5 separate regions of the Homo sapiens genome follow, and all the other regions are linked to region 1. A link is a loop called in an ENCODE intact Hi-C map of the cell type or tissue named here. Cell type or tissue: mammary epithelial cell. All regions are shown on one strand.

Region 1 (5,000 bases):
ATATTAAAAAAAAACAAAAAACCTTAAACACTGTTCTGCACTTTCCTTTTTTCCATTTAGTAAAATATATTTGTGATTACTCCAATCACATACAATATTATTCTAATTCATTTTTAGGTATATAGTACCCCACTGTTTGGATGCTTCATAGTTTTTCAACCAATTACCTATTGATTGTCCATAGACTGCTATGGTAAGAGATTTATTGCTGATTACTGTGATGTAATGGGCAGAAGCAACAGAAATTGAATATTCAATTTCCAGAATTTATAACTGCCTGAACTTGAATCTCTAGCAATGTAGCAGAGTGGGAGGCAGCCTAATATTGTGGAAGAGTGCTTAGAAATAAGGAAGGTCACAATGGCAATCCAGATGTTCTTGGATCCCTGATTTTCCCTCCATGAGCTTCCATTTACTCATCTTTAAAAAGCAATAGTGAAACCTACCTCTCATTGTTAGGATTTATAGAGACCAAAGGGCATAATGTATGCAAATCAAGTAGCAGAACATCTGTCCTGGAATATGTGCCTGTAAAACTGCAGCTACAGTTAATATTAATTTTACTGATTGCCTCAATATAAGACAGGAAATCTCTATGAGTTTCAGCCCTTTTATATTTTGTTGAGTGGGCTCATTGATCCTTCTCCCTGCCCCTAGCAGCAGAGTTACACCGCAGAGGGGAGCTAACGGAGAAGTAACTCAATCTTGAACATGTTTTCCAAAAGTAATGCCTGGTAACATGTTTAAAGGTTGTCTTTTAACATGAGTATTTTTAACATTTTGTTAAAAATAGTTAGAAATGTGAAAGCAAGACTGTGAACCCCCAGGAAAACAGTAAGAGAGTGTTTTCTAATGGTTCCCTTAACTGACTAATGGTTCCTAGATGACTCCAGCTGATGTTCATACCCTCCTGGATGTTTGAAACTGGCAACCTCCCCCTGGCCCCAAAGTGGCCTCCTACTGGCCCCAAGGTGGGCTGGTATACCTTGTTGGTCTGCTCTCCTGCTTCAAATATGTTCAAGTGGGACAATCTGGGAGTCTTTATCTAAAGCAGGTCATTAGCATCTCAGAGGCCTCCAATTCCGTAAGCCTTGTCCAAGAATAATCTTTTCTGAGCATTTCCTCTTTGACCCCTAGCCTGAGAAGTGATTGGAAGGAGGAGGAAGGAATTGGGAAGGAACTAATCTTGGAATCCGTTCTTGAGGAGTAAGTTTTAAACACAGTTTTCAAGAAAGTAAAAGAACTTGATCCCAAGAAAGAGAAGGCGTTCTCCTATTAATGATCCATCTCAGCTCCTTTGGACAGAAAAGGGGCTTTGGAGTCAGTCTTTGAATGCCTAATGACCTTCGACTGCAGTCTGTCACTTCTCGGAAACTCTGTTTTTTCAGCTGTATATTACAGTTGTAAAAAATTACGACATTACTTGTCCAAGGCACTGTTGTGAGGATTCCATGAGATCCACAATGTCTTGTGTTTGGCAAAGAATAGAAGATTGGGAAATATGATTTTCTTTTCTGTCTTCTCCCTTTACCAAGCACTTTTCCTATCACCATCTTAAAAGCAAAACTGCATTAAAAATAAGACTATGTTGTTAGAATAATACTAATAATAGTAATAATAACAAGAACTGGCATGTTTTGGGTGGCTATTAAGTGTCTGGCATGACCCTACATTATTTTTTTATTTTTTTGAGATGGAGTCTCACTTTCGTTGCCCAGGCTGGAGTGCAATGGTGCAATCTCTGCTTACTGCAAACTCTGCCTCCCAGGTTGAAGTGATTCTCCTGCCTCAGCCTCCCGAGTATCTGGGATTACAGGTGCCCACCACCACACCCAGCTAACTTTTGTATTTTTAGTGGAGACAGGGTTTCACCATATTGGCCAGGCTGGTCTTGAACTCCTGACCTCAGGTGATCCGCCCACCTTAGCCTCCCAAAGTGTTGGAATTACAGGCATGAGCCACTGCACCCAGCCCGTTATCTTAAATCTCAACAACTTTATATTGTCGGTGATATTCGCCTATTTTATACATAAAAAGCAGAGACTACTATGAGGAAGAAGCTTGTCTATGGTCACATGCAGGGCTGTGGCTAGCCTGTAAGTTACCTCTTATATGAATTAGGAAGAGGAGCTCCTCTACTTGTACTCAATTGCAGGAGCACAGGCATGGCACGTGAAGCTGAGGGTGGATTTAGTCCCCATCCACCCTTTTGCCTTGTCACCTTTTATATATATATATTTTTTTCTTTTTTTTTTTAATTTAAGTTCTAGGGTACATGTACACAATGTGCAGGTTTGTTACATATGTATACATGTGCCATGTTGGTGTGCTGCACCCATTAACTCATCATTTACATTAGGTATATTTCCTAATTTTATCCCTCTCCCCTCCCCGCACCCCACAACAGGCCCCGGTGTGTGATGTTCCCCTTCCTGTGTCCAAGTGTTCTCATTGTTCAATTCCCACCTATGAGTGAGTCACCTTTTTACAGAGCTCAACTTGTGTAACTATACAAAGAGGGCCTGGTTGCATGCCTAGTTTTGACCAACTGAATTTCACATCCAGATGTATATGAAGTTCAGACCGCATCCATTCCATTACCACCTTGGAATTTTTTCTCTTACTGTCTTCTTTAAGATCCTGCTCCATCAATTATCTTTTCTCTCTGCCATATCTTAAGCGTCTCCTTCTCCATCTCTGTTTTTTCCTTCCCAGCCAATACGTCCCATCAGGTCTCTACACTTGAGTACCACAAGGATTGAAACAAATTGTTATTCATATTTTCCCCCCTTGTGCCTAGCTGTAAACCTGGCACTGAATAGGCCTTCTCAGCAAATGCTCTTTCAGAATTCTTTTACTCATCGCACTAAGCTTCCTTGTATCATAGCTAGCTTTTACTGTTTCCCTGGCTTCCCTCAGTGGAAGTTGCTTTGCACACAATGATCCTTCTTTGCCAAGAAAGGATCAGAACAGAGATTTCCCCAGAGCAATCATCTTAAGTAGGCACTAGAGGGCAGCAGGAGATCACATATGACCTTTTTTTTTCAGCCTCCTGTTACTGGCCACAACCTGCCTTGTCCCAGGAGGAAGAAGTAAATGTTACCCTTCAATGCCGACTGATTCCTGATTCTGGCCAAGACACTGGCCAGTACTAGGCTACTGGGCAGTGTCCAGGGGTCCCTTTCCCACAGAGAGTATGACCTGCCTCAGAAATTTAACTGCTTTCACTTGAAGACAGGTGTCCTCTTGCAAGTTATACTTTATCACTCTGTGCCTCAGTTCTCTCATTTGTAAAAGGGGGCAACAATCCCTACTTTGTAGGATGGTGGAGAACTGTGAGAGATCATAGGTGAAAATGTGCTAGCACAACATCTTTTGTTTTATTCCTAGAGGAGTTGGATGAGGAGTTAGTATCCCCATTTTACAAATGAACAAACTAAGGTTGGAGAGGTGAAGTGACTTGATTAAGATTTGAAATCAGGTAGTCTGACTCAACAGTTTTGGACTTACGCATTCAATTCTACCCTGGTCTACTGTCTTCTTGTAGGTAGAAGACAGGTAATTTAAGGGGAAATTTTTGACAGTTAAAGCATCAGGCAGGTTTCAAGGGAAGATTTACAGATTCAGACATGTACAAGAATTGAATAATGCTAGGATGAATGCCAGGGGCTGGAACAAATGACCTCTGATGATGCTCTTGACACGCTAGCATTGGATATTTTTCATTAAGTTCTGATTCTCATTTATCCTCCAAATAATCCAATATTTAGGTACTAAAATTATTAGCATTTTACAGATGAGGAAATGGAGGCTTAGAGAGGTTAAGGTCTTGTTCCAAGGTCACCCAGCTAGAAAACAAAAAAGATGGAATTTAAACTCAAGCAAAACACTGTGCTATAGCTGCCCCTCTGTAATTGTGCTTATTACTTATACATTTAGGGGAAGAGCTTGCAAATTCACTTAGGTTAGGAAATCAGTTGTCCTAGGGTTTGGCAGTTTTATAATTCTGTCTTCTTATTTTTGGAATCTCCACTGTTGCTTTTCTTTCCATTCCCCAAATGTGTGTGTGTGTGTGTGTGTGTGTGTGTGTGTGTGCGCTTGCAATATGAACACAACACATACATCACAACATACACATACTCATACATATATACCTTCTCAGAAGCCACCCAACAATGCCCTATGGTTCCTGGGATAGGAATTTCATCTACCTAGTTAGTTAATTGTTTAATTGTAGTATGACCCCACACCCCAACTAGAGTCCAGGCGTGAGTACTGTAGATAAGACATCTAATAGCATAAAGTACATAACTCTGGGCTTGGGTCTGATGCTTAGGATGAGAAGTGTGGTTCCTGGATGAGAAGTTAGTCTAAGTTTAATAGAGCCTTTCCACAATGGAACTTGAGGCCTAGAAAGGTACTGATTTCCACATCTTTAGAAATGTCCAAGAATAAATTGGAGGATTATTTGGTGGTAAATGAAAAATTAGATGGGATTTCTGACCAGGTGACCTTTAGAATGCTTTCCACCCAGGAGACCCTATTAGCCCATGGAAATGGGTGGAGGAGATTGGGGGCATTACCTGGGGGTGGGAGGTAATGGGAAGATACAAATATTTGGAACGGATATGACTCATCCTGTAGGAGTGAAAACTGGTGCTGAAAGTTTTTCAGAGAGGAAATATGGACAGTGGAAAGAGCAGAAAAACTGGGTAGAAACAGCTAGACTAGTTGCTAGCTGTGTGACTTTGGTCACGTTACTTTACTTCTCTGATCTATCAAGTGTACATTAATAAAATAAAACAAAGACCAACTGTCTTTGGGGCTGTGGTGATAAATTGGGATAGTTGGTCTGAAGTCTGATAAGCATTACACTAGTGGGACAGGAGTCAGATTTATGCATTCATTTATTCATTTGTTCATATATTTACCTGCAGACTGTCTACATGATATCAAACAGTGAACTCTGTGCTTGGAATGCAAATGTTCATTAAAAATGG
Region 2 (5,000 bases), 72 kb after region 1:
TGGTTTGGGTCTGTGTCCTCACCCAAATCTCATGTAAAATTGTAATCCCCACTGTTGGAGGCGAGGGCTGGTGGAAGGTGATTGGATCTTTGGGGGAGCATTTCCCCTTTGTGGCTGTTCTTGTGATACTGAGTGAGTTATCCTGAGATCTGGCTGTTTAAAAGTGTGTAGCACCTCCCCCTTCTCTCTCCCTCCTGCTCCAACCATGTAAGATGTGCCTGCTTCCCCTTCATCTTCTGCCCATGATTGTAAGTTTCCTGAGGCCTCCTCAGCCACGCTTCATGGCTGTGGAACTGTGAACCAATTAAACCTCTTTTCTTTATAAATTGTCCATTCTCAGTTATTTCTTTATAGCAACGCAAGAATGGACTGATACACTGGTACTATGTTAAATCCACATGAATGAAGTGATTGTAGACATTGTATTAGGTTTTATAAGTAATCTAGAGATGATTTAAAATTTAAGGGAGGATGTGCATAGGCTATATGCAAATACTATGCCATTTTATATATGAGACTTGAGCCACTGCAAATTTTGATATCCAAGGGGGTACCTGGAACCAATTCCCCATAGATACTGAGGGCCAGCTGCACTATTATCTCTTCTTTCATTTATTTGTGGCAGAATGTCTTCATTTATTTTTGAAATTTCTATGGAAGTATAACATTCCCACATAAAAATGCACGTATCATAAGTACATATATGGATGTAATTTTAGGAAGTGAACACAGCCATATAACCAGTACCCAAATCAAGAAACAAATTACCAGCTTCACAGAGCCCACTTTGTGCTCCCATTCAGTTATAGCCTCTTCCTGAAGGTTAAAACACTATCCTTACTTCTAATGCCATAAAGAGATTACTTTTGCCTGTTTTCAAACTTTATGCATTAAAAAAGTTATCCAATATGCATTCTGTTTTTTTCTAGCTTCCCATGCTTATCACACTACAGGATCCATTCATATTGTTGGGTAGAGTCATAGTTATTATTATTTCTCTTGTTCTTAGGAGTAGCTGCCATTTAAAAAGCTGATAGATGTTTTTATATCTAGAGGTAGCAAATTAGCTTGAGGCTGCACTTGGCTTATGCTACCAGCCTGGATCCCATGCCTGCCAAGGGCAAGCCAGCCATGGAGTGGTGAGGGGTGTGTGAGCTAGTGGGTGTGGGGTGCAGCTACTGCACATAGTCAGGCACTCTGGCTGCAGAAGGGCAGGTGGCTTCAGGTTCCGGCATGGGTGCCAGCTCCCTGTGAGGCTACAGCTGGACCAGATGTACCACAAGCAGCTTCCATGGCTGGCACCAGGGAACATGGTGGCATCTGGAAGCTTGGAGATACCAGAGCCCCAAAGAGGGCGTCATGGCCCTGGCTCAGGGAGCTCCTAGGTCTGAGCTCCCTGAACTGCTGCAGCTCTTCTCTCCTCATTGCCTGCAATGTGGTGAGCAAGGGGTGTCTTTCAACCCTGTTTGTGTTAGAGCTTTTTCAGCCCTGCCATTTGGCAAGTCTCGAGTTCTTGTCCTGCTTCCAGGAAAAATAAGGTACACAGACAAGTGAAGGGTGAGCACGGCAAAGAGGAGCTTCATTGAGTGACAGAACAGCCCTCAGGAGACTTGAAGTGGGTAGCTCCTTTCTGAAGGCAGGTCATCCTGATGAGTGTCCAGCTCTCTAGCTCTCAGCAGAGAGGAGACCTACAATGGGTCACTGCTTTCCATGGGCAAGTCGAGGAGACCAAAGCTCCTTCCTGGGTAGCTCAATCCTGCAGCTGATAGTCCTGACATCTATCTGAGTCTGGCTGAGTCCGGAGTTTTTATGGGCTTCAGGGAGGAGGAACTGTATACTGATTTGTCCATAGGTGTCCATGGTCAAGTCTGGAAAAATCACTGTAAGTTCTCACTCTGGTCCATAGATCTGGCAGCCCAGCCCCCAGGGTTCAGGCCATCCCAGGCCTGAAGGTGGGGCTGCACTGGGGACCTGCCCCTTTCCACACAGGAAACTCTCTGCCTCCTGCTGCCGTCAACCTGCCATCCCTGGCACCAGGTTGTTCATACTGAGGGGTGCCTGCTGGCCTGTGCAGAGCTGTCCCAGCCCCTTTCCCGTGCTTATTGGCACCCAAAGTCTTGAGAGGGCCAAGGCAACAGGGGGCTGGCATGTCAGCACTGCCCTGAGCTCACATGCACCCAGCCAGGTCACAACAGTGCCTGGGCCCAACCTCAACTTTGATCTGAAATTGGAGGGGCTGCTTGAAGCGGGGAGAGGCCAGGCAGTGGGAGCAGGTATTTCTGAGCCTGTGGGGGAAGGGGGTGATCCCCAGGTCCCTGAGACTGCAGGAATGCCTGGATCCACAGCTGCAACTGTGTGGCCACACTGTGCCTCGGAGGGTGGGGCTCCCGCTCCTCCAACTTGGAAGTGGGTGGGGCTTCTACCTGTTCCTAGCTCCTGCCAGCTCCATGGAGCACTCAGCCCCTGCTGCATCTCCCCTGCTGCAGCCGGTGTCTTTGCAGTGGCCGCTTCATATGGGCTGCCACTGCCATTAGTAGGCTACCCCTCAATGACCACCTCAGTGAGTATGCATAGCCCAGATGCCCCTGTGGAGTGGCTGTGAAAATTTGATTATAAATCTAGGAACTCCTGGGAATAAATGGGTGGAAGGTTCTGATCTTCTTCATGTGAAGTGTAGAAACTCTACAGTGGGTTAAAATTGTCCCAACATCTAGGGGGACTTATCATGAGGGAGGAAGATGTCTGATTGGTATGACAGGCTCAAAGCCACAGTATGTACAGCCACTTTGCCACAGTAGGCATGACCTGAGAATGAGGAATGAAACATAAAACTAAAGAGTTGGAGGCTTGGGAGTCTAAGCTTGAGCCTGTTGTCACTGAGGGAGTGGGATTGCCCTCTACTGGAGAAACACTGTAATCTGTTTAAGGCTCCTTTCTATTCCCTTCGCCTCCACCATGACTTGACACAGAGCCATGCAGAATCTTTGTTTTCAATAGTGACATCATGTGGCAGTGGCAGGAATTACAGGCACAGAAAAAAACGAAGACCTGTTGCATTTCTCCCTTCTCTCTCCACAACTCATTAGGAACCTTGATTAAGAAACTCCTGGAATTCTTTTACAATCCAAAGGGAGAAAGGTTAGTTCTGAGAGGGACACTATACATATCAACACTGCACATGAGAGACCAAGAGAGCGATTCATCAAAGTAAATGTTTGTACTCCATTTTGAAGTTGTCTACATGATCATTCATTCATTCAGCAATTATTTAATGAATTTCTGTTAACTATGTGTCCAATATGCTTGGCACTTTTAAAAGTAATACATCTTTAATTGCAATCTATTTCTCCTTTCAGCTCTCTTTCATTCCTCCTACCTTTCTTAATGCAACCAGTATGTTGAACTACAGCCAGAAGGTTCCCTGTGACCACACCCCCCTGGAAATGTTTGATGATAAATAATTTAGTGGGGAGAGTTATCCTTGTTGGACATATTAAACACTGAATACGTATTTGCTAATTATTGGGATTATTTCTGTAACTGTAGAATTATATGACCTTTCTCCAAATCTTCCTCCCCAAGTCAATTCTTGACCTCAATTTACACTGAAAGAAAAAGAGAAATTTTTTGGATCAGTTCATGTCTGTTTCCTTATAGGTCTGTATTTCTTAGATCCCAGAGGGATAACCTCTTTTTCTTTATTTACCTTGTCTGTGTTGCTAAGATGTGGGTCAGCTACCCATATAAAAGTGGATAATCCAGCCATTTTTCAAAAACGTTGAAGTATGAACTATGCACTTAAGATCTGTATGTAAGTGGCATTCTTCAATTTTAAAAAATCAGTGTGAATAGGTGTCAGAGAAAAAAAACTACCATTTCTTGAGCGTTCCAGCATAATATTCTAAAGCTATATAATAGGAAGTGTATCATCCCATTTTATTGATGAAGACACTATTATTATGACAGATTAAGTAACATATCCAAGATCAAGTGGTTTCCAGTTTTAACTCATCATAGTTTCAAAGCCTATCCTAATTCCCACCCCAGGACCCATTAAGACTTCAGGTTCTTAGATATCTTTGCTTCAGAAGCCCTGGCATGATCATCCTTTTGTCTGTTGCTATGACCCCACTGTCACTGCTCAGTGAATAAACAGACTATCGGTTCCCAGGTCTGTCAATCTGCTCCATTTTGTAACTCTGAAATGTGCTGCTAAAGTATTTTCCAAGAGACAGTGAAACAAAAACATGTCTTTCAATAGAAGGTCAGAATTTTGGAAGGACCTTTTTGGATTTTAACATTAATATTGGGCATTAAGTTCTTCTTAAGCAGAGCTGAATTTTTCCCTTTGGGTTAGAGGGATGGGTTTTCAATGACCAGTGTCATTTGGGATCCTGGAAAGCAGCGGGTAGATATTTTTGGCATGTTTCATGCCCAGTGCCTCATTCTCCAGCTGGCTCAGGTTTCTGGGTGGAGTTTCAGTTTTGTAGTAACACTGTAGACCTAGGAGAGAAGTCTGGCCAATTTCCCCTCAGGTCACTCTAAATGACAATAAAAAATACTGGTAACCTTTTCACAGAGCAGACATTGAAATGGGGCTTTCAAACTCTTCTCTACATGGAAGTACAATCCCTTTAAGACTGGAAGAATAATAAGGAGATACTGGAATGCTTCTCTCAAAGGGCCTGGGCATAGAATATGAGCATCTCCTGCCTTTCAGTAATGTATTCTACTTTATAAACTATTTTATACATAGTCTCATCCAGTTGCCTACAACAGTCCTATAATGTGGTGTATCCTTGGACTCATTTTCCAGATATGTCAATAGAAGCTCAGAAGGGGACAGTGACTTAACCAAGGACATATAACTAGTAAGAAGTGCAGTTGGGATGTAACCACTAAGGATTCTTGCTCCTGCTGTCAACCAGTTACTCTACAAGGATTTGGAGTAATCACAGCAAGTCCTGGAAGCTTATATCATTATCCCTACTATATAAATG
Region 3 (5,000 bases), 780 kb after region 1:
CCTTTTGTCTGCTATCTGTGCTAATTTCTGTCCCATCTGTGGAAAAACACCTTAAAACTTTTGCCTTTTGTTTCTGTTTCTGTGTTTACCTGCCACTTGATAGCTTTGTTTTGTAGAAGAGCTCCTCAAAAACACAGGCCATGTCTTCTACATCTCCTTGTTGTTTTTGCTTAGCACAGAGATGGACACAAATAAATTGCATGGGGGAATTACATGGGGATTTTGCAGTTCTGGCCACCACTGTTCAAAAAGGACATTGGACAACTGGAGCAGATGGAAAGGGGCCTAGAAACAATGTTATATGAGCAACTAGTGAAAGAACAAAAAGAGCTCTAAGCTAGAATACTGGAACACTCAGAGCTGAAGTGAGGATGGCAGGACAGCATGAGAACTGTCAGTTAAATTTCCTTGTGCCTTGGGAGACTAAATCCAGAGCTCAGTTACACGAACGAAGGATTTTGCTAAAACTAAACCAAAAGAAGACACACAAATAGCCAACAAGTACATAAAAAATGTGCAACATCACTGATCATCAGAGAAATGCAATCAAAACCACAATGAGTTACCATCTCACCCCAGTTAGAATGGCTGTTATAAAAAAAGACAAAATAAAATGCTAGCATAGATGCAGAGAAAGGGGGACTCTTATACATTATAGATGGAAATCTAAATTAGTACAGCCATTATAAAAAACCATATGGAGGTTCCTCAAAAAATTAAAAATAGAACTACTATATGACCCAGCAATTTCACTACTGGTTATTTATACAAAGTAAAGAAAACCAGTATATCGAAGTGATATCTGTACTCCCATTTTCACTGCAGCACCGTTCACAGTAGCAAAGATAAGGAAACAACCTAAGTGTCCATCAGCAGATGAATGAATAAAGAAAATGTGTTAAATACACACAATGAAATATGACTCAGCCATAAAAAGAATGAAATCACATCATTTGCAGCGACATGGATGAAACGGGAGGACATTATGTTAAGTGAAATAAGCCAAGCAGAGAAAGACAAATATGGCATGTTCTTATTAACATGTGGGAGCCAAAGAAATTGATCTTATGGAGGTAGATAGTAGAATGATAGGTACCAGAGACTGGGAAGAGTAGAGTAAGATGCAGAGATGTTGGTCAGTGGGTACAGACATACAGGCAGATAGAAGAAATACATTCCAGGGTTTGACAGCACAGTTGGGTGACTATAGTTAACAACAATATATTATATATTTCAAATGGGTAGAAAAGAAGATTTAAAATGTTCCCAGAACAAATGAATAATAAATGGTAGAGGTGATGGATATCCTAAATACCCTGCTTCAGTGATTACACATTGTGTGAATATATCACAAGCACTCCATAAATAGGTACGATTAGTATGTATCACTTTAAAAAATACCCACACCTATAATGATTTAATTTTATTCCCCTCCCCAACATTGGTGATTTTACTTGCTGTGGAGATTTTTACCCGTGGGAATTTTCAAATTTGGGATCAGAAAATCTATCTACTCTTGAATATCACTCTAAGAAATTCAGTGTCCCAAGTGAGGTCACTTGGCTTATTTGAGCATTAAAATACAAAACAAAACTAAGTTTCATCTGGGCACATGATTTGTTTTTTTTTTTTTTTTAACTTTTCCTACTGAGAATCATTGACTCTTCCTCTGATGGGAGAGCATTTTTCTAAAACAGTATGATGGCATTTCTTTTTCCCTGAAGTCCCAACCTCAGAGCTTTCCAAAGAATAAACATTCCACATTCAGTCATTAGGGACTCCTCATTGCACAGCCAACGTTTTGCTATAAAGGAATCTGAACAGAAGCAGAAGCAGTAGGAGAGGCAATTCAATTGCTAACAAACTTCATGACAGGAGGATATTAGATGATCTAGAAAATTAGGATGTTTGGCTTTGAGAAACACCGGGAAACTGAGGCCCAAAGAAAAGTAACTTTTTTTAAGGCACCTCAGAGAGTGACAAACCTGGAATGAGAAGGAACCCTTGTGTATTAGTATTGCAGCAGAGCGATGTCAGGAAGCTCATCCAGAGGTCTGGATGCTACCAATGGACTTCAGAGACCACTTGACTTCTCCTAGAGTCAGAAACTAAGCTGGACCCTGATTTCTGTGGAGGAGCCGGAGAGTGAGAGTTAAGGTAAGGGTTAAGGCAGCCCAAACATCCCTGTTCCACCTCTATAATCTTGAAAGTCAATGTGTGAGTTCACAGTGGACATATAAGAGCAGGGCAGGGTCCTCAGTGTCCCTTTGTCATCCCCTGAGTACCAAAAATTGGGCCAGGGTCCTAGTAAGGGCACAACCCAGCCCCCAAATTTGTTGGCTTCTTGTTAATTGAGTGAGTGAGAGATAAGGGGGAAAGTAGTTTGTGCCCCCATTAACTTCTAATATAGAGCTGAAAAATCTAAATCTATGCAAGTTAGGAAAAATAAACCAATCCTCCAAAAACAAAACAAACAAACAGACAAAAAACCTCCAGGATCTTCTACATGGCAAGCAAAATAGGCACAATCCCTGCCCTCATGGTGGATATATTTGAATTTCTTATACTGATAATTCTTTAAAATACACATTGACATATTTCACACTTTGTTAAATTGAGGGGCAAGTTCCATTACCTGGGTGCTTAATAATGGGTAATGCATTTCCCTTTCTGATTAGTACTTGGGTGATTTATGTTCTATACCACAACTCGCTCAGGCAGGTTATGCCTTGTTCCTGGCCTCAATATCATCATCTGTAAAATGAACAGATTGTGATAAATATCCTCTTAACTCCCAGGTGTGGAATGAATATCACAGCCTCACCTGGGAACAGGGAAGCAAGTTTGTGGCATTTCACTTTAATCTGCGATGCCACCTTGTGGTTATCAACACGGACCGCACCAAGGACAGGGAAGAGTGTGCAACACAGCAGCCCACATCAGAAGATGTCCCTTTATTCTTCCCACCCCTGAGGCTGGATGCACTAAATGGGAAACAGGAGTTTCCTTTCAAGTCCACATCCCATAACCCTTGGAAGCCTCATCCTGCATAGAATCACCAAGAGTGAACTCTAGTAACACAGTTTGGGGCTTCCTGGAGTCTTGCAAAATGTGTCCATCCCCATCACTCCACACTCACATGTCTCTCCTTAAGTCTGCTAGATGATGACAGATGGGACCAGGCTGGGGCAAGACACTGGAGACAGAGATGGAACGAAGATAAGCCAACTTTCCAGACCAAACTCCTCTCACTCAGGCCATGGGAAAAGTAAGTCATTTCCAGGGTCCAGGAGGTCTGAAGATATTCAAGCTTCTGATTCCCTTTACTTTCTTCATATAACTATATGTTTTCTCATGAATACATTACAAAAAGGGGTTGTCATATCTTGGTGTGGCTGTGTACCAGGTCCCTGACCTCAGGTACATACCAGTCAGCCCTAAAACTGTGATGCCCTAGTTCCAAACACCATACTGCCAATTAGAACACACTGCATGTGGAGCTCTCAATATGGTGAACTCAAGTGTGTTTGCACTCTGGTGGCAGAGACACTAGGCTTGCTGGGGGAGAGAGAGCCAATTTGAAATTAGCTGGTCCTTAAAAAATCAGGAACTCTAAGAATGCATTACTTTGAAACAGGAAGCAACAAGGCACAACAAAACAACAATGACAAAGCATCAGCTCAGAAATCCTCATGCTGCACTTGGCACTGGGCTAAACAAATTTAACATGTGTTGTTTTATTTAACCCCCTACAACATTATGAAGTCACTACTTTTATTATTTTAAATTTCATAGTGGAAAAAGCCAAGGCTTGCTAAGGCAAATGTAACTTGGCCCCAGTCTCCCAGCTAGGAAGTGGTGTCACTATTATTTTGAATCTCTTTCCAACTTCAGGTTTCATGCTCTTCCAACACCCAAAAGAGCATGAAGCAGGGAATTCAAAGACTTCTCTTCTAGTTCTTACCCACTTGTCATGAGACATTGTACCTGTACTCCACATCTTCAGCCTCTGGTTTCCTTAGATCTAGAATGGAGATGATACAAAGTTAGACTAAAGGCAAAATGCCGGATCACATCATACTGTGAAGTTCCTCCTAAATCTAGGACTGAAATTTGTAGTATATCAATTGACATTGAAGTCAAAGGTTGCAAACCAGCAGCCTATAAGGGAATTCAGTTCAACAATTTGATTCGTTTACTCTGAAATCTGTTACAGATTGGAAGTTTAAAGATTTTGGGTGGACACGACTCTCCATTTCATCCTGGTTCTTATTTCTCTGTGCTATCCTATGCAGCTCAGTTGTCTGCTTGACCTCACTGGTGGACATGTGATTACATGGTTCTTGGTTTATGTCAAATCCAAGGTTTTGTGTGTTGGTAATCAGAGTGCAGGCCATTACAGAGGCTAACTTCACTGCTAGCCTCCATCTAGATTATTTTATTAAGACATTGTTGTCCCAAACTCTGTTGTTTTCTCTGGGCAGCTTATGAGCAACTCAGACTAATGTTATACTACCACAGGAAATATTATGACCTAAATTTCAGGAGACCTGAATTCTGCTTCAAGTTGTATGGTTCTGGGCAAGCTCATGAATCTCTCTGAGCTTCAACTTTCCCATCTATGGGAGGCTTAGAGTAAACGTTGAAAACTTCTGTGTCCCGGCCGGGCACGGTGGCTCACGCCTGTAATCCCAGCACTTTGGGAGGCCAAGGTGGTTGGATCACGAGGTAAGGAGATTGAAACCATCGTGGCCAACATGGTGATACCCAGTCTCTACTAAAAATACAAAAATTGGCTGGGTGTTCTGGTGTATGCTTGTGGTCCCAGCTATTTGGGAGGCTGAGGCAGAAAATCGCTAGAACCCAGAAGGCAGAGCTTGCAGTGAGCCAAGATCCAGCCACTGCACTCCAGCCTGGCGACAGAGCGAGACTCTGTTTCAAAAAAAAAAAAAAAAAAGAGAGAGAAAACTTCTGTGTCCCTGTAAAACTGAACCTTCCAT
Region 4 (5,000 bases), 170 kb after region 1:
TTGCAAAACTGTGAGCATCACAGGGAAGAGGTTTTGTTCCTGTGGGTCAGAGCTGTGACCACAGTTGTAGTCCTTTCCCTGGCGCCTAGAGGGTGTTCGATAACTGCTTGTGAACTCTTTGAACAGTGAGGCTAACAAGTTTGTCCTAGACCTCAAGAAGGAAGACAAGTCAGTTGCTCTTTTTACAAACTCCTTAAAGGCAGAGACTGTATCTTTATAGCAGATGCCTCTGGGGCCATGCCATATCCTCTTGGCCCATGGCTATTTCAGCTGCAGCTGTGGTGAGCAGCTCTGTGCACACTCAGGCTCACTTTGTGCTGCCAGTGACCTCAGATGCACACTTGCACTTTCTGCCCCACAGCCTTATGAGAGATTGAAGGAGCTCCCTAGGCCAGTGTGCAAGTACAACTTTAAAAAAGTGTGGGGAAATAACACTCCTGGGTGAAGGACTTGACATGGTTTGGCTGTGTCCCCAACCAAGTCTCATCTTGAATTATAGTTCCCATAATCCCCATGTGTTATGGGAGGGACCCTGGTGGGAGGTAATTGAATCATGGGGGCAGGTTTTACCTGTGCTGTTCTCATGATAGTGAATAATTCTCAGGAGATCTGATGGTTTTATAAAGGACAGTTCCCCTGCACAAGCTCTCTTGCCTGCCACCACGTAAGACGTGCCTTTGCTCCTCCTTTGCTTTCCACCATGATGTTGAGGCCTCCCCAGCCATGTGGAACTGTGAGTTCATTAAACCTCTTTTTCTTATAAATTACCCAGTCTCAGATATGTCTTTAATTGCAGCATGAGAATAGACTAAAACAGGACCCAACCAATGGGAATCAGGAATTGGTAGATAAGTGCCCCATCTCCCCGACTTCCAGCCAAACAGTTCTGGGGGGTATCTTGTTCCCTCCTTAAAAGGGTCTTGCAGAATTAGGTCCCATCATGTACAGTAGCAAACTTGAAGATATACCTTTATATTGACTTTTTCTCTTCCCTGTCTTACTCTGCCCTTTACCCCATACCTGCTCCCTGGAATCACCTCCCAAATAAACCTTCTGCACCCAAGCCATTGTTCTTAAGCTCTGCTTTCCAGGGAATTCAAACGAAAGTGTTCTTTATGCTTGTGCTCCCAGCCATCAGCTCAGTTTGAAGCACACAACAGATACATTCACTCACTATATAAATATTTATGGAAAACCTACTGTGTACAGACACCATTCTAAGTGAACAAATTCTCTTACTCACAGGGTTTACAGCAGGGGATACAGGCAATATATCAATCCATCAATATATGAGAGACAGTGATAAATTTTGTAAAGATAAATGGGTTAAGAGGGTAAAGGGTGATAGTGGATGCTCCTGTAGACTGAGTGGCCAGAGAAGGCCTTTCTGAGCAAGTGACATTTGAGCAAGGATTTGGGAAAGGAGAGGGAGTAAGCCATACAACGACAAGGGGAAGAAGGCTCCATGGAAACCACAGGTGCAAAAGCCCTGTGGTGGGAGTATGTTTGGCATGTTAGAGGAGGAGGAAGAATGTCTGCATGGCTGGAATGCGTGAGTGAGGAAAGGAGCCCAGGAAGTGAGGAAGAAGGGGCCCGAGGAAGCAGGACACTGGAGATACCCCGTGAATTCTTGTTAATTAGTAGTCTTTGTATCCCTCACCCTAGGCAGCGTTTTATGATAGGAAAGGCTCGGGTTTTGGAGTCTGACAGCTTTGAATCTGAATTCCAGCCTTCTTATTTAGATGGAGTATGACTTTGGACTACTTGATTTAGATCTGTGAGCATTATTTTTTCATTTATAAAATGGCAATCATAAAACATACCTCATAGGATTTGTATTTGAGAGGACTCCTGATTGCAAGGAACAGAAAACAAATGGAAAGTTGCAAAAATGCAAAAATACTAACTCATGTATCTGAAATACCCAAGGGTAGATCTAGGCCTCAGACACAACTGGGTCCAGGGCTTCAAATAATGTCATCAGAACTTGGTTGGTGTCTGTACCTGGAGTTAGTCTGATTGATTAAGCCTAGGTCACTTGTCTTTTTGACCTTTGACATGAAATGGCTGGCCATCGATCACATGCCAGTCTCTGAAGGATAAAAGGGGCCTTAGCTCTACCTAAATTGTTTAGACTGAGATTGGGGGAGAGCTGGTTCCCCAAAGGAAAACTCAGGTGCTGTTGGTAGAAAGAGGCATGCCTTTATAGCCAGTCAAACCAACAGGTGTCCACTAGAGGGCAGGCATGAGGATGAGCCTGAAGTCTCAGCACGATGCCTGGCACACAGAAACTCTCAGTAGGTATTTGCTAGATCACTATTCCCTTTTTTTGGAGCCCTTATCTTTACGTCATTTCCTCCTTTCCTGTATTATTTGTGTCCTATTTACTCCTGAAAGGTTATGCAGGAGGCAGCCTGGCTATCCCAAGAGAGAGTTCTAATGCCAGGTGCTGATGTCGAGTAAATAGGAGCAGATCCAGGCTTCAACCACTGAAGTTCAGTTTCACAGGCTTCAGTAAATAGCTTCATCATCAGCCCTATGCTGGACACCAGTAACACAAGGGTGACTGAAACAGAATTCCCACCCCAGGCATCTCGCAGTCTGGAGGGAAATGTGCAGTAGGAAAGGCACAGACTTTGGGTGCTGAATGTCCTGACTTCAGCCTTTACTCTGACATTCCTAGGTAGATTTTTGTGAGAAAGTTATTTACAGATGAAACTGTTTCCTCATCTGCAAAAGCACAATTCACTGAATTCATTAGGTTTTATCGAATTTTAAGCAAGATGGATTGTTTTGAATATTTAACCAAGACAATATAAGTAAAAATGTCTAGCGTTGTTGATGCCATGTAATAAAAGCCAAATAACATTTTTATTTCCCTCTTTTTGCTTCCTTTCTTTCTTTGTTTCTTATTTCATTCCTTCCTTCCATTCAAAATGTCTTCTTTTTGCAAAAAAACAGGAAGGTTTTAGGGAGTTAGATATGATGTAATGCACCTAAAAGCAACTGAGCGTGATAACTAAAAATTTTGCCATCAGACAAATTATTCAGACCTGAGGGAGCAGGGGTGAGGGGGGCACTAACATTTGTAAGCTATTCATGTATCAGACATATTATAAATATTCTCTTACTCAATCCTCACCTGACTCTCTGAAATTGATAGGATCATCTTTTCAGATGAAGAAGCAGTCTCTGAGAGTTTAATCATCCATCTCTACATAATATAGTTCATAAGTGGTAGGTCTGGCTTCAAAACTAGGTGTCATCTGCTCCCCAAAACCCACTCTCTTTCTACTACCTCCTACTGCCATTACAATAAAGGTGAGGATCTCTACACACTGCTTCTTCAGATTTAAAATAACACCATGTTTCAGAAGAAACAAACCAACTGCAGCTGATAGGTATGAGGCCCTTAAAGATGCATTTTGTCCCTGACAAGTTCTCATAATGAATTTCTACAGTTGCCCAAGTAAAGGAAATGCAGAGAGAGCTCTGCTTCTCCCTGGGCACCATGACAAAGAGCATCTGCAGGTTAGAGAGGCCAGGCCCAGAGTGACGACTCCTAAATCCTCTTGGTGTTTCCCGAAAAGAGTGTGGAGCCCTGAGCTGGGGACCTTTCTCCTCACCTGGGCTAAAAAACTTGCCGTCCCCACCCCCACATCCCCCCACTCCCACTGCTCCTTCCATTCTGGAATTTCTTTTCTGCTTTTCTCCCAACCTGTTTTCAATTTGCTCATGTGGCCGGCTTTGACGGTGACCTCAACTCATTCAGAAGCAAGAGGGTGAGGGGAGAAAGAGAGAGAGAGGGGAAACAAGGAGGAGGATTGAGGGACTGCTGAAAGGAGAGGGAGAGGGAATTGAGGAATAGGGGGTGGGGCCTCTAGAAAAATTGATCCATGCTTTGTTGGGTTGATTCTGAAGCTGCAGCAGAATCATGATTAACATTTTCTGTGGAAGGTAATGAGAGCAAGGCTAGAGTCTGAGTGGATAAAGAAATGTGTGGGGGTCTGGCCCCAGCCCACTCGGGTTACAGCCCCAGAAGAGCTGTAATGGGGAACAGGCACATTCCTGTACAGCGACTCCCAACTCCCTATCTGTTTTCAAGGAAAGAAAAACAGGAAAAGAATGTTAGAGACTTGGACGAACTTGGGCGAGGCAGAAGCAGCAGCCTGGGTTCTAGGAGGGTTCTACCATAAGCCCCTAACAAGGTACCAGGGAGGACGGAGCAGAGGCCTCCCAGGTAGAGTGGCCTAGTGAAAGGTGCATGGGGCTCAGATGCAAGACAGTGGGGCTTGATTCTGGATTCTGCCCCTGAGTAGCTGCAAATCCTTGAATTAAGGTGTAGCATTCCCAAGCCTCTGTATTTCTATCAGAGAATACAGCACAGTTCTGGAATTCAAACACTTTAAGCAATAAAACTTTAAAACCAACTTTTATAAACAGTTTTGTAAAAAACTAAATAAAAACATGGACCGCTAGTATATAAAATAGATCAAACTAGAGTTGATCTAGTTGAAGGTTAGTGTGAGTATATGGAAGACTGGCCCCAATCTCTCTCCTGTTAGTGTTCATCCTTGCCCCTGGAGTTCTCTATGTTATAATCTGCAAACCACTGTTAAAATATATGACATATTAGAAATGTACTAAACTCCTATCTCTTGGAGACTTTGTGTCTTTCTCAGAAATTCCAGGCTTAAGAAGATGGCAAGGTGGAACCATGTACCTAGCACAGTGTCTGGTGCGTAGTAATTGCCCAGGGACTGTATATCACATTCATGTTGAATAAAGTGGTCAGAAATTGGGGAGGAAGGGCTCCTGTGTTAGCTTTGAGAGATTTTAAATTCTCAGTGATTTTATCTCATAAGTTGGCTGGTACAAGTTATCTCCGAGACTCCAGGAGTCAAGGCACCAAGTTTTTGTTCCAAATCTCCTCCTGTTGAGTGTATGGGCATGGACCTGTCACTGTCCTTCTCTGATCTTCAGTTTTGTCACCTGTAAAA
Region 5 (5,000 bases), 970 kb after region 1:
TTCAGTCCTCTTTGCTATTGAACAAAGTTGTAACCTCAAGGTTTTCTCCAGTGACCTCAGGATCAAATAAATATGACACCTTAGAAGAAATATACTTCACTTTTTGTTTTAGATACAGATAGGAATGGTAAATAGGGTTTCCATTTATTTACAAACTTCAATCAAAAGGTAGTGATTGCATCATGGAGTAGAGAATTCTGGAACTTTGTTCAGGCTTTTGAATAAAGAGAACCATTAGTGAGTGATGCCTGCTCTAGTGTATTTTTAGAGGCCCTGGAAAAGCATTTTCGTTCCTCAACTTATCTTTCAAGTCGAATATTAACATAATTTGTTTATCCAAAGTGACATGCAAAATGCTAGATCCATAAAATGACAATTCCACTTAATTTAGTAAGAGTAACCATAGGAATAATCATGAGATCCCATGGGAAAACCACTTTGGGGGAAGAGGATGTATCACAGGATTCTTCGAAAAGAGTAACCCATGAAATGAATCTTAGAGAAGGAGAAATCATGAGACAAAAGAGGGAAAGGGGTAGTATTCTAGACATAGGGATTTTTTGAGCAAAGATTAGAAGCTAAAACTAGCAAAACATATAAGGGATGCCAAGAAGAGTCAGTTGTGCTGAAACATGATGGGAAGAGCAAGGAGTGGTAGGGATGAGGCTGGGCAAGTAGGCTAGAGCCTGCATCAAAAAAGGTCTTGATTGTCATGCTAAGTTGTTCATACCATTTACTAAAAATGGAAAATCATAGAAATAATTGATGGAAAAAGTGATATGATCAGAATTGTGTTATTGAGAAAGACATTGCTAGTTACACTGAAACAACAATTAGATGAAATAAGGAGTTTGGAAGCAGCAATCTTGGCTTCCAATTCCTGCTTGGGGACTAAATTATTACATGGTATTGAGAACAAAAGTTCCCCCTTTGGATCTATCTGTTTAAGTGAAAAATGATTGAGTTGGGCAAGGTGATTTCACTGGGCTCTTGTAGATACAATATTTTATACTTATCTTTTGGTAACTGGATTATTTGATTATCTGCTCCTCAATTGTGTCATTGGAATAGTAGAGAAACTTATCTTTGGGTTTCCTACCATGTACAAAGAGATTGTATGATGTAAATGAGGTTACAGATATTTTGGAGAATGAGGAAATAGTCAAGCAAAGATGACAAATTGTCATTTTGTTTTCTAAATAAATAGCTAGCCCACAGATAATGAGGAAAATACAAGTTTAATGCATTTCCCCAAACTTGCATTTTCCCATTTATCTGTAGATAATTTCTTCTTCTATTGTGAAACATATCTTTGTGTGTGACTAATGTGGGAAGTCTTTGCTGGACCTCTATAGAGATGGGAAAATGCATTAACCTGACAAAGAATGGAGACAGAACTGTGTCACCTTTTTCACAACTTAGAGATCTAGTTCCTCAGAGCTGCAAGAAATGTTATAGATCTTCTTGTCCCATAGTTTTCAGGTTCTGTTCCTTATGACTTAGATGTTCTATGGAGGCACCTGAGGGATAACCTACCAAGGAAGAAAGCAGAGATGAGGAAGACAGCTTTTTTATTTCTTTCTCTTCTCCTAGAACCATGTTGCTGCCACACATTGAGAGCGCACTGAGAAGAAAGCCAAGTAGATATAGGTACATAGGAAATGGAGATGTGGATCTCTGATGACAGCTTTCAATTCCTCACCCAGCCATGTCTGACATGGTTCTTCCACTTAGATTTCCTGGTTATTTTAGGTAATAAATTTCCTATTTTACTTTTAAGCTTGTTTGAATTGAGTTTCTGTCCCTTATAAAGAGTTTTGAGAAGTACTTTATATGAGAATTTCATGTATGACTTTATTTAATAAAATATTTTTCCACTGTTTATCATTGGGAAAATATAAATTTGGGAACCACTGATTTCATGCAATGTAATCTTTTTTAAAGGAAGTGACTGAAACAAAATCCAGGATTATTTCCCAAAGTTACACATCAAATACATGGCACTGTTGGTGCCAGAATGCAAAGCCCCTGATGTTTGTAGCTGCTCATCTCACTCTAGTTATCTTCCCACATGCACAATATCACCACTTATCTCCACGCAACATCACTGTGACTTACCAAATATCGAGGAATAATATTCCCACACTGACCAACAGGAAATCATTTGAGGAAGAAGGCTTATCCATCTCTATAGAGGTCCTGCAAAGACTTCCCACATTAGCCACACATAAAAATGTGTTTCACAATAGAAGAAAATTTGCTCAATCAACCAGACAGTGTGGAAAGACCTTGTAGGATTCTTGGAATCCCTTAGCCCCAACAGGGGCAATACTGCTTGGACACCGTTAGTGATGTGTCATCATGGTACTGGAGCACCACCTCCTGGTTGTGTTGAAAGTTTAATTTACCTTTTCTAGTTAAAGAAGGTCTGGTATTTACTAGAAATTTATGACCTTGGAACTAGAAGGGCCTTTAAGAATGACCTGGTCCATCACTCTTCTTTCATGGATGGGGAGATAGGCCAGAAGAGGAAAAGTGATTTCCTCCCACCATAATAACCAATTAAGAGCAGGGACACAATGAGAACCCAAATGTAGTCTCCCTTTCCAGTGCCTAATTCTATGGTTGTAAAAGTTGATAATTTTTTAGTGTAAGAAACCAAAAAGAGTCTGAATTTACCTGAGGAGAAGAAACAATGAAAGTAAGTACAAACAACTTACAGAATTGAGAGGTCATTGAACAATTGAGTCACAGGCAAGAGACAATTGAGAATCTAGATAGAAAGAACCGTAGGCATTCTGTTCAGGAACTATCCCAATTCACATGAATCAGCTTTAAATGTTTCCCATTCACGCATTACTTCACTCAAGATGTATATCCTAAGGAAACAAAGACTGATTGGCCTAGATTGAGATACTTGCCAAGCCATGGTGTGAAAGTATAAGAGCCTCTGACATAATTCCATCGAAACTTTGTAGGAACTACCCCTATAGGGAGAGGTATTTTCTCAAAGGAAAATTCAATGCTGTTCCCATAAGAAAAGGGAAGGGAGCCGGGAATGGTGGCTCATGCCTGTAATCCCAGCACTTTGGGAGGCTGAGGCAGAGGAATCACCTGAGGTCGGGAGTTCGAGACCAGCTTGGCCAACATGATGAAACCCTGTCTCTAGTTAAAATAAAATTGGCCAGACGTGGTGGCATGCGCATGCATTCCCAGCTACTCAGGAGGCTGAGGCAGGAGAATCGCTAGAACCTGGGAGGTGGAGGTTGCAGTGAGCCGAGATCATGCCATTGCACTCCAGCCTGGGGGACAGAGCAAGACTGTGTCTCAAAAAAAAAAAAAAAAAAAAAAAAGAAAAAAAAAAAGAAAGAAAAAAAGAAAAGGGAAGTGATGCCAGTGAACAAAAACAACAGATGTCCAGTGCAGAAACAAAGTCAAGTTATTACTCAGGCATTTTCAAACTAGTGTCGTGAATCATCTACTCATAGACCAGAACACAAAATTCACATTTAAAATCTTCCTTTGCATTGTAGATGCCCTAGCTCCAAAGCATGGACAGCCATGACTTTACCACCTCTGAGTATCTGATACACCTGCTCCTTGGCACTTTCTGTTCCACTGCTTCTTGATATTGAAATGACATCTGTTTTACTTTTAGCTATTTCAGGAATGACAAACCAGGTCACAGAATAAGACCATATAATTAATACCTGGGCCTTGCTGTTGATGGAAAATATGAGGGGCTCAATAGAAAAGCTCCAAAACCATAGCATTTCTAAGGCCTCTCTTCTAAGAGGGGGTTCCGTCTATTATATGGAAGGTCTCCTTTAGTACAGGGCTTTTCTACTTTGGCAAAGTTGACATTTTGGGCTGGAAATTCTTTGTTGTGAGAGGCTGTCCTGTCCATTGTAGGATGTTTAGCAGCATCCCTGGCCTCCGCCTACCAGATGCTAGGAGTACCTTTTAGTTGTGACAACTAAAAATGCTGGTTGACTTTGCTGATTTTCTCCTAGTGAAGGTGACAGGGAGTGTGTAATGTATTCTAATTGAAATACATTACAGGCATATGTATTTGGAGGTGACCCCAGGATAGGTAAAACTAATTTCATTTTTTTACCCCAGAGGGAACTTTTTATCAGTCAACACGACTCAACAGTGGGAGACTTTGCCTTGGAAAGTAAGAGGTGTTTTAGGGATATTTAGCTGAAGCTGGGTACATACCGGTTAGTGATGCTGTTGGGAGTGGAGCAACATCAGATAGATGGTTTTTTTTGTTTGATTTTTGTTTTGTTTTATTCTTTAAAATGAAAAAACCCTCAGATACAGTTATTATATCATTTTATTGCTCTTTGTCCAATAGATATGTGTTTCTGTTCAGTTCTTTTTGTTACAAAGAAGCCAATAGAAACTCAATTTAATGCACAGAAAGGAGTACATGTGAACTGGATATGGAAAAGAGAAGTCATAAAAACAATTAAGGTATTCTATAGGACCCGATACTCTCTCCATCCCTCCTTCCCTCAGGGAGCCCACAGTCAGTCTTTTAAAGTCCCTCTGACCTTTTCCTCTATTGTCCTCTTCCCAGCAGCTGGCTACCTTTGCTTACTCACAGTCTTTGCTTCCTTAGGACTTGCGTTGGCAGTGACTCATTAAGGCAATTCCAACATCTTTCTCTAATTAGTATCCTTGGGGATTTAGCTACTAACCTAAAATTTCTCTCTTTCCGTTGTTTCAAATTCTAATTTCTGAAAAAGAAAAAAGAATTAAAAGTTAGATTATCCTTCTGCATGTCTGCATGTGACAGCAACATAGGTAGTTGGTCTGTGTCTAAATTTGCTGTATTTGTTACTGTGTTGTTAGTTACAAATAACAGAAAACCCTGATTCAATTGGCTTAAACAATAAGGAAAGTCTGTTATCTAATAACATAAAGTCCTGAAATAGGGCCTTTCTGGGCCAGTTAATCTTTATATCATCCCTGCAAATCCCATTGATGACCCA

What was found. Peaks named below come from ENCODE experiments on the same cell type or tissue, not always from the same donor. Only the 100,000 strongest peaks of a DNase experiment are listed, where the experiment ranks them.
Region 2: it touches region 1 in a loop (15-fold over the local background); 15 of 110 quality-filtered maps call a loop at or near these places.
Region 3: it touches region 1 in a loop (7-fold over the local background); 23 of 110 quality-filtered maps call a loop at or near these places.
Region 4: a loop joins it to region 1, with 6 times the contacts of the local background. A loop is called at or near these places in 14 of 110 quality-filtered maps.
Region 5: it touches region 1 in a loop (11-fold over the local background); 7 of 110 quality-filtered maps call a loop at or near these places.

The regions. Positions count from the first base shown.
Region 1 is chr9:116,659,264-116,664,263 of GRCh38, reverse strand. The region is part of intron 16 of ASTN2 (astrotactin 2); the gene reads left to right. Among named protein-coding and RNA genes, the nearest start is that of TRIM32, 26 kb to the left of the region's middle. In mammary epithelial cell, a CTCF peak has its summit at 2,999 (motif pointing right); a DNase peak (open chromatin) is centred at 3,003; H3K27ac peaks cover 433 bases.
Region 2 is chr9:116,587,554-116,592,553 of GRCh38, reverse strand. All of the region lies in intron 19 of ASTN2 (astrotactin 2), which reads left to right. Among named protein-coding and RNA genes, the nearest start is that of ASTN2-AS1, 86 kb to the right of the region's middle. RefSeq lists enhancers at 1,595-2,152, 2,153-2,712. In mammary epithelial cell, a CTCF peak has its summit at 2,973 (motif pointing left); a DNase peak (open chromatin) is centred at 2,943.
Region 3 is chr9:115,881,801-115,886,800 of GRCh38, reverse strand. No RefSeq gene overlaps it. Among named protein-coding and RNA genes, the nearest start is that of LINC00474, 41 kb to the left of the region's middle. In mammary epithelial cell, a CTCF peak has its summit at 2,875 (motif pointing left); a DNase peak (open chromatin) is centred at 2,840.
Region 4 is chr9:116,492,461-116,497,460 of GRCh38, reverse strand. The region is part of intron 19 of ASTN2 (astrotactin 2); the gene reads left to right. Among named protein-coding and RNA genes, the nearest start is that of ASTN2-AS1, 9.3 kb to the left of the region's middle. In mammary epithelial cell, a CTCF peak has its summit at 2,237 (motif pointing right); no DNase peak of the experiment used is centred here.
Region 5 is chr9:115,691,514-115,696,513 of GRCh38, reverse strand. No RefSeq gene overlaps it. Among named protein-coding and RNA genes, the nearest start is that of LINC00474, 230 kb to the left of the region's middle. RefSeq lists an enhancer at 4,378-5,000. In mammary epithelial cell, a CTCF peak has its summit at 2,362 (motif pointing left); DNase peaks (open chromatin) are centred at 2,333 and 4,623; H3K27ac peaks cover 971 bases.